2 separate regions of the Homo sapiens genome follow, and region 1 is linked to region 2. A link is a loop called in an ENCODE intact Hi-C map of the cell type or tissue named here. Cell type or tissue: heart left ventricle. All regions are shown on one strand.

Region 1 (8,000 bases), 95 kb after region 2:
TTGTCAGTCTTTAAGTCCTACTGACTTTATCTTGTCAACATCTCTAATCCAGCTCTTCCACCCTATCCCCTCTAGTTACAACCTTAGTTCAGGCTCTGGGTTTTCCCACCTGGACTGCTGTAGCTGCTGCCAGACTGCATTCCTTTCTCCCATCTCCCACCCCTTCAATCCAGGTTCCAAGTCACCCTTCTAGTCACATTTGCATCAACACTGCAACACTTTTCTAAGACACAAAACCTGATCACTTCCCTGTTTAGTTATCTTGGGTAGTCTCCCATTCTCTAGAGGAAGCAGGTCTTGAAGGATCCTTCACAATCTGCCCCCCACTTGTCCTTCCAGCTTTATTTCTGGCCAGGACTCCCGTGAACTTAAGCATAAATATCAGTACTTGTAACGTGCTTATAAGGTCTGAAAATGAAATTGTTTCATGACGGCCTTTTCTTACTTTTTCTCTGCAATGTCTTACCCCACTCTCATCTGCCTGGCAAATGCACAGGAAAGGCAAAACAAATAGGCAACAAGTACAAGCTGCTTGGACTATAATCACACACTTGCAGGGTGACCTTTGATAGGTTAACAATATCTGTCTGCTTCAGTTTCATCAATCTGTAAAACTGGGTGAGCAAAGTGGACTACTTTGTAAGGTTAGTAGGTGGTCTGAGGTAAAAGTATTTAGCATACCCACTGGCGTTTAAATACTCCAGAAGCAGGTATTGTTAGCTCCTTGCAAGTGTTCAAGGGTTGCCTTCTCCATGCAACTTACCCGACTTCCTCCCCCAGGTTACCATTAGCCAGTTCCTTTTTTGGGCAGTGGGAACTAAACCCAGTACACTTATTTCTCTCACAGCACTCCCCACATTTATTATACTACAGATGCTTTTCAGCTTATAATGGGGCTACATCCCAATAAACCCAACAAAAGTTGAAAATACCGTTAAGTGAAAAATGCATTTAATACACCTAGGCTACCTTAAACCTACTCAGATCACTTACATTAGCTTACAGTTGGGCAAACTCATCTAACACAAAGCCTATTTTATAATAAAGTGTTGAATGTCTCATGTAATTTATTGAATACTGTACTGATTGTATGGATACTTGAAGTACTGTTTCTACCGAATGTGTATAGCTTTTGCACAATCCTAAAGTTGAAAAACTGGAAGTCAAACCATCATTATGTTCAGGCCCATCTGTATTTCTGACCCCCTACTAGACTAGCTCCTTGAGGGAAAGGGCCAAAGCCCTCCAGCATTTAGCACCGGCCTTGCATATCTAATAGAGGTTCATAGTTCACTGAAATGGGGTTGGGGGCAAGAGTAGCCAGAAATTGGCCTTTTATTTCCTACTTACTGATCATGGGTCAGCTTAGCTGGGGTGCAAAAGTATAGTATGTATTTCACTGGACCATCCTTGAACTTCCCAAAGCCATGTCCTGTTTCCTCTTGTCTTCTCTAAGCTAAGCATTCTTAGCTCCTTCAAGCTTCTTTTCCTTGACACGATTTGTCCTCTACATCTTAGCCTTCCTCTGGCAGAGGACTCATCTGTCAGGGAGCCTCCGGTTGAGCACCAGAAGGGAACATGGCAATGAGGATCACTGATAGGCACAGGAAGACTGAAAGGACCTTCCACACTACCCTAGACAACCTGTTTTTATTATCTCATCCTAGAACCACACTGGAGTTTTTTTGGACACATTAACAGTTCCTGGCATAATAAACTTTTTTTTTATTTTAAATTTTAAGAGACAAGGTATTGCCACATTGCCCAGACTGGTCTCAAACTCTTGGGCTTAAGTGATCTGCCCTCCTCAGCCTCCTAAAGTGCTGGGATTACATGGGTGTGGCACCACACCTGGCCCTCCTGGCATAATAAACTTTATTTTTTGAGACAGAATCTTGCTCTGTTGCCCAGGCTGGAGTGCAATGGTGTGATCTCGACTCACTGCAACCTCTGTCTCCCAGGTTCAAGTGATTCTCCCGCCTCAGCCTCCCGAGTAGCTGGGATTACAGGCACGTGCCACCATGCCCAGCTAATTTTTTTATTTTTAGTAGAGGCGGGGTTTCACCACATTGGCCAGGCTGGTCTCGAACTCCTGATCTCAGCTGATTTACCCACCTAGGCCTCCCAAAGTGTTGGGATTACAGGTGTGAGCCACCACACCCAGCCATTAAACTCTTAGTAGCACACAATACTGTTAGTGACAGCACAGTACTCTATAGTCCTCAACTCTGCACAGATGTTATTATCAATCTGCATTTATTGAAATGTTACATTTAGATTCTGCTCATTTTTATAGTTTGTAATGGTATTTGTTTGGATCCTAAATTTGGATTCTAAATTGTCATCCTTCCTAAGGGTTTCTTATTATCTAAAAATTTGATCAGCACTCCTAATTTACTAGTACTATCTCTTGTGTAAATGGCTTCAAATTCTTTTGTGGAATGGGTAAGGCATAAAAAAAGTCATCTGTCACTAATATCAAAGGAGGGGCCAAGGACACAGCCCTGGGGGAACTTACCAGGTCAACCCACAATGGGTGAATTTATAGTTTGTTAGTTAGTGGTCAGTTACCAACTTCTCTGTCTGTCTAATGCTTTGACTAAAATGTCCAGATTATTTACCTAGTTAACAAAATTAAAGAAGATTCTAAGACCAGTTTAGCATCATTTTCTCTGAAGTCCATAATGAATGTCTGTTAAACTCTCGTCACTCTTATTTAGGTGCTTTTGGGTCATTTGTTGTAGGTTCATTCTCCCAAATCAATGTCACATATACGTCTGTAACTTGTGTTATCAGCTTCCTTCCTAGGGCTTTAACTTCTTTTCAGTCTTATAGCATTCCTTCCATTTTCCTTTCAGTTCACTCCAATAAAAGCTCGACAAACTCCTGGGAGCCCCTTGGTGCCCCAGCTGCTGTTTACCAGTCAGGAGACTAAAATGTCTCAGAGCAGCTAAGTGCTCTTTTTTATTTTTACCTCATTTGTCTTACCTTGAACTTTTTAGTTCCTTGTAACCACTTAGCCCTGCCCTTTTCAGACTGAAGCTAGTTCTCTTTGGCCAAAGACAGGAGACAAAATATGGTCTAGAGTTTCTGTCAACATGTACTGGCCTCCAACAGATCTTTTTTCTTCCTGCTGACACTGGACACAGTCTCTCCACTCTTTTTCTCATCAACAGAATGGGAATATCCACTCTGTGAACCTGTTATAAAGGTTAAATGGGATAATGTATATGAAAATGCACTGGAAACACAATTAAGTACCTGCACATCGAGGGGTCCAAGACCTTCTGCTCTCACCCACAGCCGAGTATCTGTTAGCCAGGGGTAGCCCTTAAGTGTTACTAGGGCCCTTTCCTCAGGACTCAAGTTCTCCTGAGGCAGGATGCCCAGTCCTCCCCCAAATCAGCATGAGAGCAGAAAGGACCCTTGCCAAAGGATTTAGGACCACTTTTGGCACTAGATATAGAATGTTTGTCTAATTAGCAGACGCAGAGGGACCCCCATCATTCTCAGTCTGTGTGTGGGAGCCTTAAGCCTTCCCAAGCTCAGCAGTTCAATGCTACTGGCATGAGACCATTCTTTTGTGCCAATATCAGAGGCTGACTTGGCCTTATGCCTTTAGCACCAAATCCGACTGGCACTGCCTTGAGATAAACTATGGAGTCTGCAAGGCCGAGGGTGGTTTTCTCAGCACCACTTGGTCAGATCTGCCATCATTTCCCCAGTATCAGCAACTCCCACAATGCCATGTGAAGCAGCAGGGGCACAAGCAGTTAGCCTCAGAACCTGGCTGGCATGGGACGACTGTGAACATGCCCGCAGGCTTCTCAAAGGTAGTAAAAACTTTTAACTCTACTTCTTCCAATCTCAGTCATGGAGGTTGAACACTGGGGACACCTAGTGGCATGAAGAAATTACCAGCTACAATATCCTTGGGGCCATCCCCTTGAGTGGAGATTCAGATTCACTTTATATTCTTTCTCTTTTTTTTTTTTGAGACAGAGTTTCGCTCCTCTTGTTGCCCAGGCTGTAGTGCAATGGTGCGATCTTGGCTTACTGCAACCTCTGCCTCCCAGGTTCAAGCGATTCTCCTGTCTCAGCCTCCCGAGTAGCTGGGATTACAAGTGCATGCCACCATGCCTGGCTAATTTTTGTATTTTTAGTAGAGACAGGGTTTCATCATGTTGGTCAGGCTGGTCTCGAACTCCTGACCTCTGGTGATCCGCTGGCTTCGGCCTCCGTAAGTGCTGGGATTACAGGTGTGACACACCACGCCCAGCCTATATTCTATTTCTTCTTTGTGAGAATATCAATCTAAAGAAATATCCTGTGGTTATTAAAAATGGGGCACCAGATGTGGGCACTACCAAAAAAAGGGGAACACAGGTTTCATCTTTCTCCCCATGATTTGTGTGTGTGTGTGTGTGTGTGTGTGATTGAGTCTTGCCTTGGAATGCAACGGTGTGATATCGGTTCACTGCAACCTCTGCTTCCCAAGTTCAAGCGATTCTCCTGCCTCAGCATCTCAAGTTAACTGGGATTACAGGCATGCACCACCATGCCCAGCTAATTTTTGTATTTTTAGTAGAAATGCAGGTTTCACTGTGTTGGCCAGGCTAGCCTCAAACTCCTGATCTCAAGTGATCCGCCCATCTCAGCCTCCCAAAGTGCTAGGATTACAGGCGTTAGCCACCGCGCCCAGCCTCTCTCCATGATTTTCTAATCCTCATTTACTCTTTGAACCCCAAACAGACTAAACTTCCCAATTAAGGAATCTCCCTTAAAAATATTTGATTAAACAATGCCAGTTCTTTAAGAATCATTTCAGGCTATGTTTGCCAAGACACACTAGAATGTTTAGACAGGCTCCACCTAATCCTTTCCCCCATTACTTTTACTTACCTTCTAAAGGGAATAGAAGGCAAACAGGTGCTGAGACACCTTATACCATGCAACTAAATTCATTTGTAAAGATTACTTTACTGTCCTAGAAAAATACATGTTGCAAATTTGAGGGCTACAACTTAAGCACTTTAGAGGCTTCCTGAGGGAAAGGGGATAACCTTTGAATATCAGACTCTGTGGTAATGTGTGGGAGAGGCATATTAAATATAGTTGGGTCAGGTGGATTTAAAAAAAATCCCTTTTCCCCATTTTTTTTTTTTTTTCTAAAAAAGGAAGATCAAATTGCCATCTGTCTGGCTTATTTTGTGTGTGCATGTATATATAGGAACAGCTTGAGGGGAAGGGTTATGTCATGCAATGAAGCAAAAACAAGACGACCTCCTCTGACAGAGGAGCCTTAGTGTTGTAGAAGAGAAGCAAGGCTGAGGTCACTGGAAAGGCTTAGAATGAAGCTGCTCTTGCCTGTTCCTCCTGAGAACCCAGAGCAGCAGTGGTCCAGGGCACAAAGCATAATGATCTCTCATGAGGATTCCTATCTGAACACATCAGAAGTCCTATGAACATAGATAGGTCTGTTTTAGAATATAAATGGTAGTGACTTCCTGCGCTCCTGAGGCGGGGCAAAATAATCCATAAACACATAATCCTTCTGGGCAATAATGTTTCTGGACTCGCCAGCAGAGGGCTCTAGGAACAGAGGTGGGGGTAGAGTCGGGGAGAAAAAAGGTTCTAGAGATGGCATGTCTTCAGGGGAACTTTGAGAAATGTCCTTTGTTCCAGCATTCCTAAGTGACGGCACCGGTGAGCCTGGTCTGAATTGTCATCAGTGTCACTGCCGAGGCCAAGGGCCAAGGGTCAAGATGCCACTTTAGGTTGAGAAGAAAGTGCATCTCAAGGCCAGTGAGGGCTGCAAAATGGTTTGCGGCTGGCCCAGAAGGAGCAAATGTAGAAAGGCTCCCCTTTTTAGATGCCGATGGTCTGTAGAACTCGCCTCTCATTGTCATTAAGGTGGCCTGAAAACATTATGTAGCAGGGCTGCTGAGCAAACTGGCAGAGGAAATCTGTGAGATATGCCTGGAGGAAAGAGCAAGAGTGGCATTAGTGAGACATTGCAAGTCACCCATTTGCAGTGGAGCAAGAACCACAATCAAATGGCACAGGGAATGCTGGTTTTTAGACAAATGCCAGCTCCCTGAGGGATGGTCTTTCATGTTCTTGGATCTAGTTTAGGTAATCCACAGGGAAACAACATTTTTCCAAGGCTGTATCACCCCAAGGACCTTCACAACATAGCCTCTAGAAGATGAATTACAACACATCAAGTGCAAAGTTCCAGCCCACCCAAAACCCTGGACCACTCAACAAGACAGGAACTCTTTCCCATGAGGCTCCCATGTTAAATTATAAATGGATTTTTTTTTTTTTTTGAACACAGGGTCTTGCTTTGTCGCCCAGGCTCGAGTGCAGTGGTATGATCACAGCTCACTGCAGCCTTGACCTCTTGGCCTCAAGCGATCCTCCCACCTCAGCCTCCCGAGTAGCTGGGACCACGGGGGTGTGCCACTATGCCCAGATAATTTTTAAATTATTTGTAGAGACAGGGTGTCCCTGCATTGCTCAGACTGGTCTTGAACTCCTGGGCTTAAGCAATCCTCCCGCCTTGACCTCCCAAAGTGTTGGGATTACAGGCATGAGCCACCATGCCTGGCTATAAATGGATTTGAGCCCATATTCCTGTTTCCATGGCCTGGGACATTGTCATTTGCAAGATATCTCTGGACACCCTCACCTGCAGATCAATCTGATAGAGAGGATCCTTCAGGGCATCAGGGTCATCTTCCTCATCATCCTCGTAGTAATCCTCCTCTGTTAGACATAGCCAACACAGGGCGGGTCAGGACAAAGGCCCATGATCAGGCCCTGAGTGGTGATATACTACCACATGACTGAGGCGGAAGGTGCAAAAGCCCAAGAAATGTCCCTGTGGGCCCACCTCTCCCCTTTCTTGGGTACCCCACTGTTGGGATCAGTGTGCAAAGAAAAGGTATTTACCATGGCTGTCCTCTTATCAAACAGCTTACCATATTTACTTGTAGCAAGAATGTCAGATAAAAGTTGGCCAGCTAAACCATCCTCCTCCTCCTCCTCTTCCTCCTCCTGGTCCTCCCACATATCATTGGAGTCATCTACTTGGAGATGAAAAGCAGCTAGAGCTAGAGCACATTCATGCATTTTCCCTCCCCAAATCCAAATAGGCCAGAATAGAAGGGCCCCAAAGGCTTCTGCAATGTGGCTTGTAGTCCCCAGTGAAAGAGAATCAGAAATGGCCAAACCCTCCTGGTTAGTCTCAATGAAAGAACCTGGAGATATAAGTGTTGACAGGCTCTTAAGAAGAATCAAACCAAAGAAGGGCTATGTTAGCTTGCCTCCTGGCTGCCTCCCACCCCAGCCTCTGTGAGATTTCATATGGCAGACTGGAGAAGCAGCTCTACATGCCTAGTGCCTAGCATGGTGCCAGCCACAGAGCAGCCATTCCATCAACTTTTTTTTTCAATTAGTGACTCAACAAACCAAGTTGATAATTTGACAATTTGTAACTTGATCTGCCAGGCTAAAAGTCTCCTGGGAGTAAGGGCCTGGTGCACCTTGACTCCACTCTGCAGGAGTGGCCTGGCGAGCGGCATTAGCCTCCATGACGTTGGAGAGCTCGTTGATGATCAGCTTTAGGATCTTGACCAGCAAAGGAATGTTTGTCCAGCGTTCTGGGTCTGGGAAGGAAGAAAAAGGTTTCAAGTCAGAGTGTCACTGAGCTTACTTCTGGAAGTACCCCTGTCCTCTCCTCAGTGCCACTCACCAGAGTTCACCACCCCTCAGACTTTCACTGTACCTGACTATATCCAGTCTCCAAAGAGTGACTTAAAGTTAAATAACTTTATTGTTTGGTATTGTAACAGTTCAGAAGCTGGGAGAGATGAGAGTTCAGGGATTAAAGGAGATACAGTCTTGTTAGTAATAAAGCTCTGAAACCAAGGAACTGTATAGAGCCAGTACTCCAGTCCCAATGACTTAGAATTTGAGAGACAGCGGAGGTAATT
Region 2 (8,000 bases):
TGAATCACTGCACCTGGCCTTTTTTTTTTTTTTTTTTTTTGAGACAGGGTCTTGCTCTGTTGTCCAGGCTGGAGTGCAGGGGCATGATCTCGGCTCACTGCAATCTACACCTCCAGGGTTCAAGCAATTCCTGTGCCTCAGCCTTCAGAGTAGCTGGGACTACAGGCATGTGCCACCATGCCTGGCTAATTTTTGTATTTTTTAGTAAAGACGGGGTTTCACCATGTTGGCCAGGCTGGGTGCCTTTCTAACTCCTGGCCTCAAGTGATCCACCCATCTCAGCCTCCTAAAGTGCTAGGATTACAGGCGTGAGCCACTGCACCCAGCCTGTATTTCTATTTACTAGTAATGAACAATGAAATTTGAAATTTAAAAACCGATACCAGGCTGGGCACAGTGGTTCATGCCTATAATCCCAGCACTTTGGGAGGCCGAGGCGGGTGGATCACCTGAGGTCAGGAGTTTGAGACCAGCCTGGCCAACATGGTGAACCCCCATCTTTACTAAAAATACAAAAATTACCCAGGTGCAGTGGCAGGTGCCTGTAATCTCAGCTATTCATGAGGCTGAGGCAGGAGAATCGCTTGAACACAGGAGGTGGAGGTTGCAGTGAGCCAAGATCACACCACTGCACACCCCAGTCTGAGCGAAGAGCGAGACTAGGTCTAAAAAAATAAAAACAAAAAAACCCCCACAAAAACAACAACAACAACAAAAAACCACCAAAAAACCCAATACTATTTACAAAGCATTTCCTAAAATGAAATATTGAGGTTTAAATATAACAAATTATATGCAGGACTATATGCTAAAATTGCAAAACACAGATAAAACTCAATCCCAATAAAAACCCCAGCAGGATTTTTCGTAGATAACAACAATCTAATTATAAAATTTATAGGGACAGGCAAAGAAACTAGAATAGCCAAAATGATGTTGAAAAAATAAACAAAATTGGAAGACTCATACTCATTTCAAAACTTACTATAAAGCAATGGTGTGACCCTGATGAAAGGTAGACACATACATCAATGGGACAGAATAGAGATTCAAGAAACAGACTTTTGACAAATGTACAAAAAATAATTGCGGGTCACATGTCTTACAATGGACTTATATCACAATATATAAAGAACTCTCAGAACTAAACAGTAAGAAAAACAATTTAAAAATGTGGCTGGGTGTGGTGGCTCATGCCTGTAATCCCAGCACTTTTTTTTTTTTTTTTTGAGACGGGGTTTCACTCTATCACCCAGGCTGGAGTGCGGTGGTGCCATCTCGGCTCACTGCAACCTCCGCCTCCCGGGTTCAAGCAATTCTCCTGCCTCAGCCTCCCAAGTAGCTAGGATTACAGGTGCCCACCACCACGCCTGGCTAATTTTTTTTGTATTTTTAGTAGAGACAGTGTTTCACCATGTTGGCCAGGCTGGTTTCAAACTCCTGACCTCAAGTGATCCGCCCATCTCGACCTCCCAAAGTGCTAGGATTAAAGGCGTGAGCCACCATGCCCGGCCTGTGATCCCAGCATTTTGGGAGGCCGAGGCGGGCAGATGGCTTGAGTTTAGGAGTTCAAGACCAGCCTAGGCAACATGGTGAAAACCTGTCTCTACAAAAAAGTACAAAAATTAGCCAAGCTTGGTGGCATGTGTCTGTAGTCCCAGCTACTCAGGAGGCTGAGCGGGAAGGATTGCTTGAGCCCAGGAGGTGGAAGTTGCAGGCGGGAGCCAAGATTATACCACTGCACCAATGCTCCAGCATGGGTGATAGAGCCAGACCCTGTCTCAAAACAAAACAAAACAAAAACAAAAGCATGAAAGATTTGAACAGACACATCACTAAAAAAGACACACAGATGGCAAACAGATGAAAGGATGGACATCATTAGTCATTAGAGAAAGGAAAATTAAAACCACTAGCACCTATCGGAATTGCTAACATAAAAAAAAAAATGGCACTACCAAGTGCCAAGGATACACAGCAGCCAGAACCCTCATAGGTTGCTGGTGAGAGCGTAAAATGATACAATTTGGGAAACAATTTGGCATTTTCTTATAAAATTAAACATATACTTGCCTTACAACCTAGTGATCCTATTTATTTTATCCAAGATAAATGAAAACATGTTCACACAAAAACCAGTAAGTAAAGGTTTATAGCAACTTTATGAATAATCATGAAAAATTGGAAATAACTCCAATGTCCTTCAACTGGTGAAGAGATGAATAAACAAGAGTACATCTGCACAATGGAATAAAAAGGAATAAATGATTGATTCACATACCATCATGAATGAATTAAATGCACTTTGCTAAATGACAGAAACTAGATCCAAATACTACATGTCGTAAGATTCCATTTATCTACTGAAAAGATAAAACTACAGACAAAAAACACACCAGTAGTTGCCACGGGTTGGAAGGAGTAGGGAGAGGGGTTGGCTATAAAAAGGCAGCATGGGCCGGGAACAGTGGCTCACACCAGTAATACCAGCCCTTTGGGAGCCCAAGGTAGGAGGATTGCTTGAGCTCAGGAGTTCGAGACCAGTCTGGGCAATATAGTGAGACCTGGTCTCTACTAAAATTAAAAAAAAAAAATTAGCTGGGCATGGTGGCACATGCTTGTAGTCCCAGCTACTCAAAGGGCTGAGGCAGGAGGATTGCTCAAATCTGGGATGTCAAGGCTGCAGTGAGCCCTGATCACACCACTGCATGCCAGCTTGGGCAACAGAGCAAGACCCTGTCTCAGAAAGAAAAGAAAAGAAAAGAAAAAGGCAGCATGAAGACATTTTGGGAGTGATGTGATTGTAGTTTAAGATTATCTGTGTGAAACTGTGGTGGTGGGTAGCCATCTCTAAGCATTTATCAAAATTAACTGAACTGTACCCCATAGTGAATTTTACTGAATGTAATTTAAAAATCCACCAAGATGTGGAGAGAAAGATGGAATGAAGTCTGGGGAAATGAATACAATCACATTGCAAATGAATTGCATAACCACACTGAAGAGAGTGGGGGAGAAAGGAGTATAATTAAATAGCTTTGGAACATGTTTTGAATAGATACTGAAGACTGAAAACAACTGTGTACAAACACTGTTCTAGCTGGCAAATCCATTTCTCAGAGCTATGATTTACTAAGTCCAAAATATATGTAACCAGGATTGAACAAATGAGCAAATTATTATAATGAGAAGCCAGGTTTCTTGCTGTTACAACTAAGAGAGACAGCTAGAATGAATCCTGTGGTGCCAGATTGAAGTTGGAGGGACTTAGTTTTTGTTTTATAACACAAGGACAGATACAGAAATAAACAGAAGTTTATGTGCATGGATTATATACTACATATTTCCTAGCTTTATGCACTGAAAAGGACTAGAATATGTCAAACATAGGGAAAAGGAGGGAAAATATCCAATAATTATTTGTCTTATTAGCTAAAGATGTTAGCCATTGTCAATTTTCTTGTTTTGTTTCTGTTTTTGAGACAGAGTCTCTCGCTCTGTCACCCAAGCTGGAGTGCAGTGGCGCGATCTCAGCTCACTGCAAGCTCCGCCTCCCAGGTTCACGCCATTCTCCTGCCTCAGCCTCCCAAGTAGCTGGGACTACAGGCGCCCGCCACCACGCCCGGCTAATTTTTTGTATTTTTAGTAGAGATGGGGTTTCACTATGTTAGCCAGGATGATCTCAATCTCCTGACCTTGTGATCCACCCGCCTCGGCCTCCCAAAGTGCTGGGATTACAGGCATGAGCCACTGCACCCGGCCCTCAATTTTCTTGTTTTTGAGACAGGGTCTTGCTCTGTTGCCCAGGCCGGAGTGCAGTGGTGCGATCTCAGCTTACTGCTCCCTCCATTTCCCAGGATCAAGGAATCCTCCTGCCTCAGCCCCCTTGAGTAGCTGGGGCTACAAACATATGCCACCATGCCCAGCTAAATTTTTTGAATTTTAGTAGAGACAAGGTCTCATCCATGATCTAACAGACTGAATAGAATTTATTATTATTATTATTTGAGGCCAGATGCGGTGGTTCATGCCTGTAATCCCAGCACTTTGGGAGGCGGAGGCGGGCAGATCACCTGAGGTTGGGAGTTCGAGATCAGCCTGACCAACAAGGTGAAACCTCAAGTCTCGACCCCAAGTGATCCACCCGCCTCAGCCTCCCAAAGTGCTGGCATTACAGGCATGAGCCACTGGGCCCAGCCTGAATAGAATTTGGACAATTAATTTTAACTATAAGTAACATGCCACAGGGTGGAGCTATGACCATGCTTTCATAATTTGCAGACATTTCCTATGTGAAAAACAGATGCACTTTCAATAGCAGGTGCAGCTGTACCCATGTCTTCCAAACCCTGATTCAGAAATCCACTATTTCGGCCAGGCACAGTGGCTCACGCCTGTAATCCCAGCACTTTGGGAGGCCGAGGTGGGAGGATTGAGTCCAGGAGTTCAAGATCAGCCTTGACAATGTGGCAAAACTCTGTCTCTATTTAAAGAAAGTGCTGGCCAGGTGCAGTGGCTCATGCCTGTAATCCTAGCACTCCATCTCAAACAAACAAACAAACAAACAAACAAACAAAAGAGTCTTGTTCTGTTGCCCAGGCTGAAGTGCAGTGGCATAATCATAGGTCACTACAGGCTTGACCACCTAGACTCAAGGGATCCTCCCGCCTCAGCCTCCCAAGCAGCCGGTACTACAGGTGTGCACCCTATCTCTGGCTAAATTTACATTTTGTGGCTAGCGTCTCACTAGCCCAGGCTAGTCTCCAACTCCTGACCTCAAGCGACCTTCCTGCTTCAGCCTCCCAAAATGCTGGGATTATGGGTATGAGCCACCATCCCCAGCTGAACTGTTTAATAAATATTCTAAAACTAAATTTGGTATACTAGAGTAGAGCTCAAGATAAAAAGTAAAAAAACTAAATTGTTTTAATAACTGAAATAAATAACTGGAGAAACAAGCAGATTAGGAAGGAGGTTTTCCCTAGGTCTTTACTGGAATAGTGAAGTTAGTTTCTCACTTTTAAGGTTGAAATGCCCATCAGAAATACCCCATCTGTTTTGCTTTGTATCTGACATCTTGTGCCAAATTGGCATGCAATAGTGGATTACTTTTTTGTTTTGAGACAGTCTTGCACTGTTGCCCAGGCTGGAGTGTAGTGGTGTGATTTTGGCTCACTACAACCTCTTCCCTCCCAGGTTCAAGTGATTCTCCTGCCTCAGCCTCCCAAATAGCTGGGATTATAGGTGCCCGGCACCATTACCAGCTAATTTTTTGTATTTTTAGTACCCACCGGGTTTCACCATGTTGGCCAGGCTGGTCTCGAACTCCTGACCTCGTGATTCACCCTCCTCAGCCTCCCAAAGTGCTGGGATTACAGGCGTGTGCCACCGCGCCCAGCACTTTCTTTTATATTTTTGAGACGGAGTCTCGCTCTGTCGCCCAGGCTGGAGTAGTGGCAAGATCTCGGCTCACTGCAAGCTCCACCTCCCGGATTCACGCCATTCTCCTGCCTCAGCCTCCAAAGTAGCTGGGACCACAGGCGCCCACCACCACGCCCAGCTAATTTTTTGTATTTTTAGTAGAGACGGGATTTCACTGTGTTAGCCAGGATGGTCTCGAACTCCTGAGCTTGTGACCTGCCCGCTTTGGCCTCCCAAAGTGCTGGGATTACAGACGTGAGCCACTGCACCCGGCCAGACTCTTGTGTCTTTAAAAAAAAAAAAGTTAAACCTAGAACTACCATATGACTCGGTAATCTCACTCTTATGTATATATCCAAAAGAACCAAAAATAGGAGTTGAAACAGATAGTTGTACACCAATGTTCATAGCAGCATAATTCACAATAGCCAAAAGGTAGAAACAACCTAACTGATCATCAAATAAAATGTAGTATATGCACACTATGGAATATTATTCAGCCCTAAAAATAAATTTTGCTACATGCTACTACATGGACCTTAAAACACGCTAAGTGCATTAAGACGGACACACAAAAACAAATATTTTATGATTCCACTTATATAAGGTACCCAGAAAAGGCAAATTCACAGACAGAAAGCAGAATTGTGGTTACTAGTGGTTGTGGCGAGGAAAGAATGGGAAGTTATTATTTAACAGGTACAGAGTTTATGTTTGTGAAGGCTGGACATGGTGGCTCATGCCTGTAATCCCAGCATGGGGTGTGGGAGGCTGAGGCAGAAGGATGGCTCGAAGCCAGGAGTTCGAGGCTGCAGTAAGCTATGACTGTGCCACTGCATTCCAGCCTGGGTGACAGAGTAAGACACTGTCTCTAAAAACAAAACGGAGTTTATGTTGATGATAATGAGAACATTTTGGGTATACATAATGGTGGCTGTTATACAACATTATGACTGTATTTCAATGCCACTGAATTATACACTTACAAATGGTTAATAAGTATTATTTTATGTATATTTTACCACAGTCGAAAATTCCCAAATTATCCAAACACAATCAGTAATTAAATGCCTACCATATGTATGGCATTGGGCCAAAAGATAAACGTGTGTTTACAGTACCCACATGGCTTTGTTCTCCATTTCCCACAGATGTAGGCAAATGTGTAATTAACTAACATCATGCCTCCTATAGGGCCACATGTCACTTCCAATATCAGGAAAATGACCTGTTCTGAAGTGCTCATCCATTTTCCAGGCCCAACCAGACCCCAAAATACATCGTTTATGCAGAGGACTTGGAACACATTCAAAACAGTACATACTTTATTTTCAAGCATACAAGAAACACTAAACTCTTCCAGTGCCAGTACACTCTCCATGAATTCTTCATATAGAATTGGGTATATTGGAAGCAAGTTGTTTCTGGTGAAATTTCTGATGATCAGGAATCAAGACTCAGTAGCCCTAAAGGAAGAGAGTTTTGTATCCAATATCCTCAAAACCAAGACATAGTATATTTTACTTTCAAAGTAAACTATAAACATTTTACCATATCCTTCAATCCATAAAGCATCTCACTGTGAAATGATCCATGTTGACTCTGCATAATTCTCAGAAGTCACTTCAAGTGATGAGGGACTAACTATAAAACATGCATTATTTGAAGTACATGAGCATGAAACATCGAAGTCTACAACTTATCTTAAAAGAAAGAGTAAGTTCCACCAGCTTTTTATTGTTTGAATAACAGAACACACAAAACCAGGCAGAGAAGTCCGCAAGGAGATGATGATCATATTTCACTGTTTTTTGGCCTTTTGGTCCTTCATCTTTCAAGCACTTACTGTATTTTCCTTTAGCGATTTAAACATTTATTTTGATCACAAATGCAATTCAAGTGTGAATAAATAAACGTATTATCTTTTAGCACCCTTCCCCGCTTGTTCCTTTAAATAGAAAAAAGTGCTAAATGTCTCTTTATAGCCTATTGGCCATAGCTGTCCCACCTATGGTTTTAAAAACAGACTGTAACTTGATCTTCTGAAATCCTTCTCGAACCACAACTCGTTCTGTTAAAGAAATCCTAGGAAAGAAGTCCTACTGATATTGTCGATAGTCTCCAAAAGGTGAGGAAGGTAACTGAGTTGAAGGCAACTGGGAGGGGTCTTCTGCAAACTGAGGACCTGCAAGTGAGAAATAAAAAGGATTTAAAAATCACCTGAATATTATATTATTAAAAAGAACAAATCTCTATAGAGAGTAAATCAATCAACAACAAAAAAATGTGCTAAATTAAAGCTATAACCCTAAATTTCTTTATAGATCTGCCTAATTCCCATAAGAGTACTGGAGAACCTTCAAATTTGGTATAACATATGACAGACTGGCTTGCTATGCTCCAGAATGAACAGTTTTCAAACACTATGCTAGGAAAGTCAGACGGATTAATTATAGCAAGAAGCAAACTTCAAGTTTTTAAAGCAATTGCTGTAACAAGCTGCCATATATCAAGATTAGAAGAGTTTCTCCCACTTCTTGTCATATTTTTCAGTAGCTATTTAAAATTATTTTCACAAA

The links. Hi-C counts contacts between places; a loop is a spot of excess contacts. Peaks named below come from ENCODE experiments on the same cell type or tissue, not always from the same donor. Only the 100,000 strongest peaks of a DNase experiment are listed, where the experiment ranks them.
Region 1: it touches region 2 in a loop (11-fold over the local background); 72 of 110 quality-filtered maps call a loop at or near these places.

Annotation. Positions count from the first base shown.
Region 1 is chr1:201,873,923-201,881,922 of GRCh38, reverse strand. IPO9 (importin 9) reads right to left here. Exons shown (of 24, transcript NM_018085.5): 21 at 7,551-7,673; 22 at 6,987-7,091; 23 at 6,695-6,771; 24 at 1-5,979. The coding sequence ends at 5,869. Among named protein-coding and RNA genes, the nearest start is that of SHISA4, 11 kb to the left of the region's middle. In heart left ventricle, CTCF peaks have their summits at 3,898 (motif pointing left) and 5,575 (motif pointing right); no DNase peak of the experiment used is centred here; H3K27ac peaks cover 677 bases.
Region 2 is chr1:201,969,075-201,977,074 of GRCh38, reverse strand. It overlaps TIMM17A (translocase of inner mitochondrial membrane 17A), which reads right to left. Exons shown (of 6, transcript NM_006335.3): 6 at 6,411-7,606. The coding sequence ends at 7,521. Among named protein-coding and RNA genes, the nearest start is that of SNORA70H, 5.4 kb to the left of the region's middle. RefSeq lists a silencer at 6,105-6,282. In heart left ventricle, a CTCF peak has its summit at 4,237 (motif pointing right); no DNase peak of the experiment used is centred here.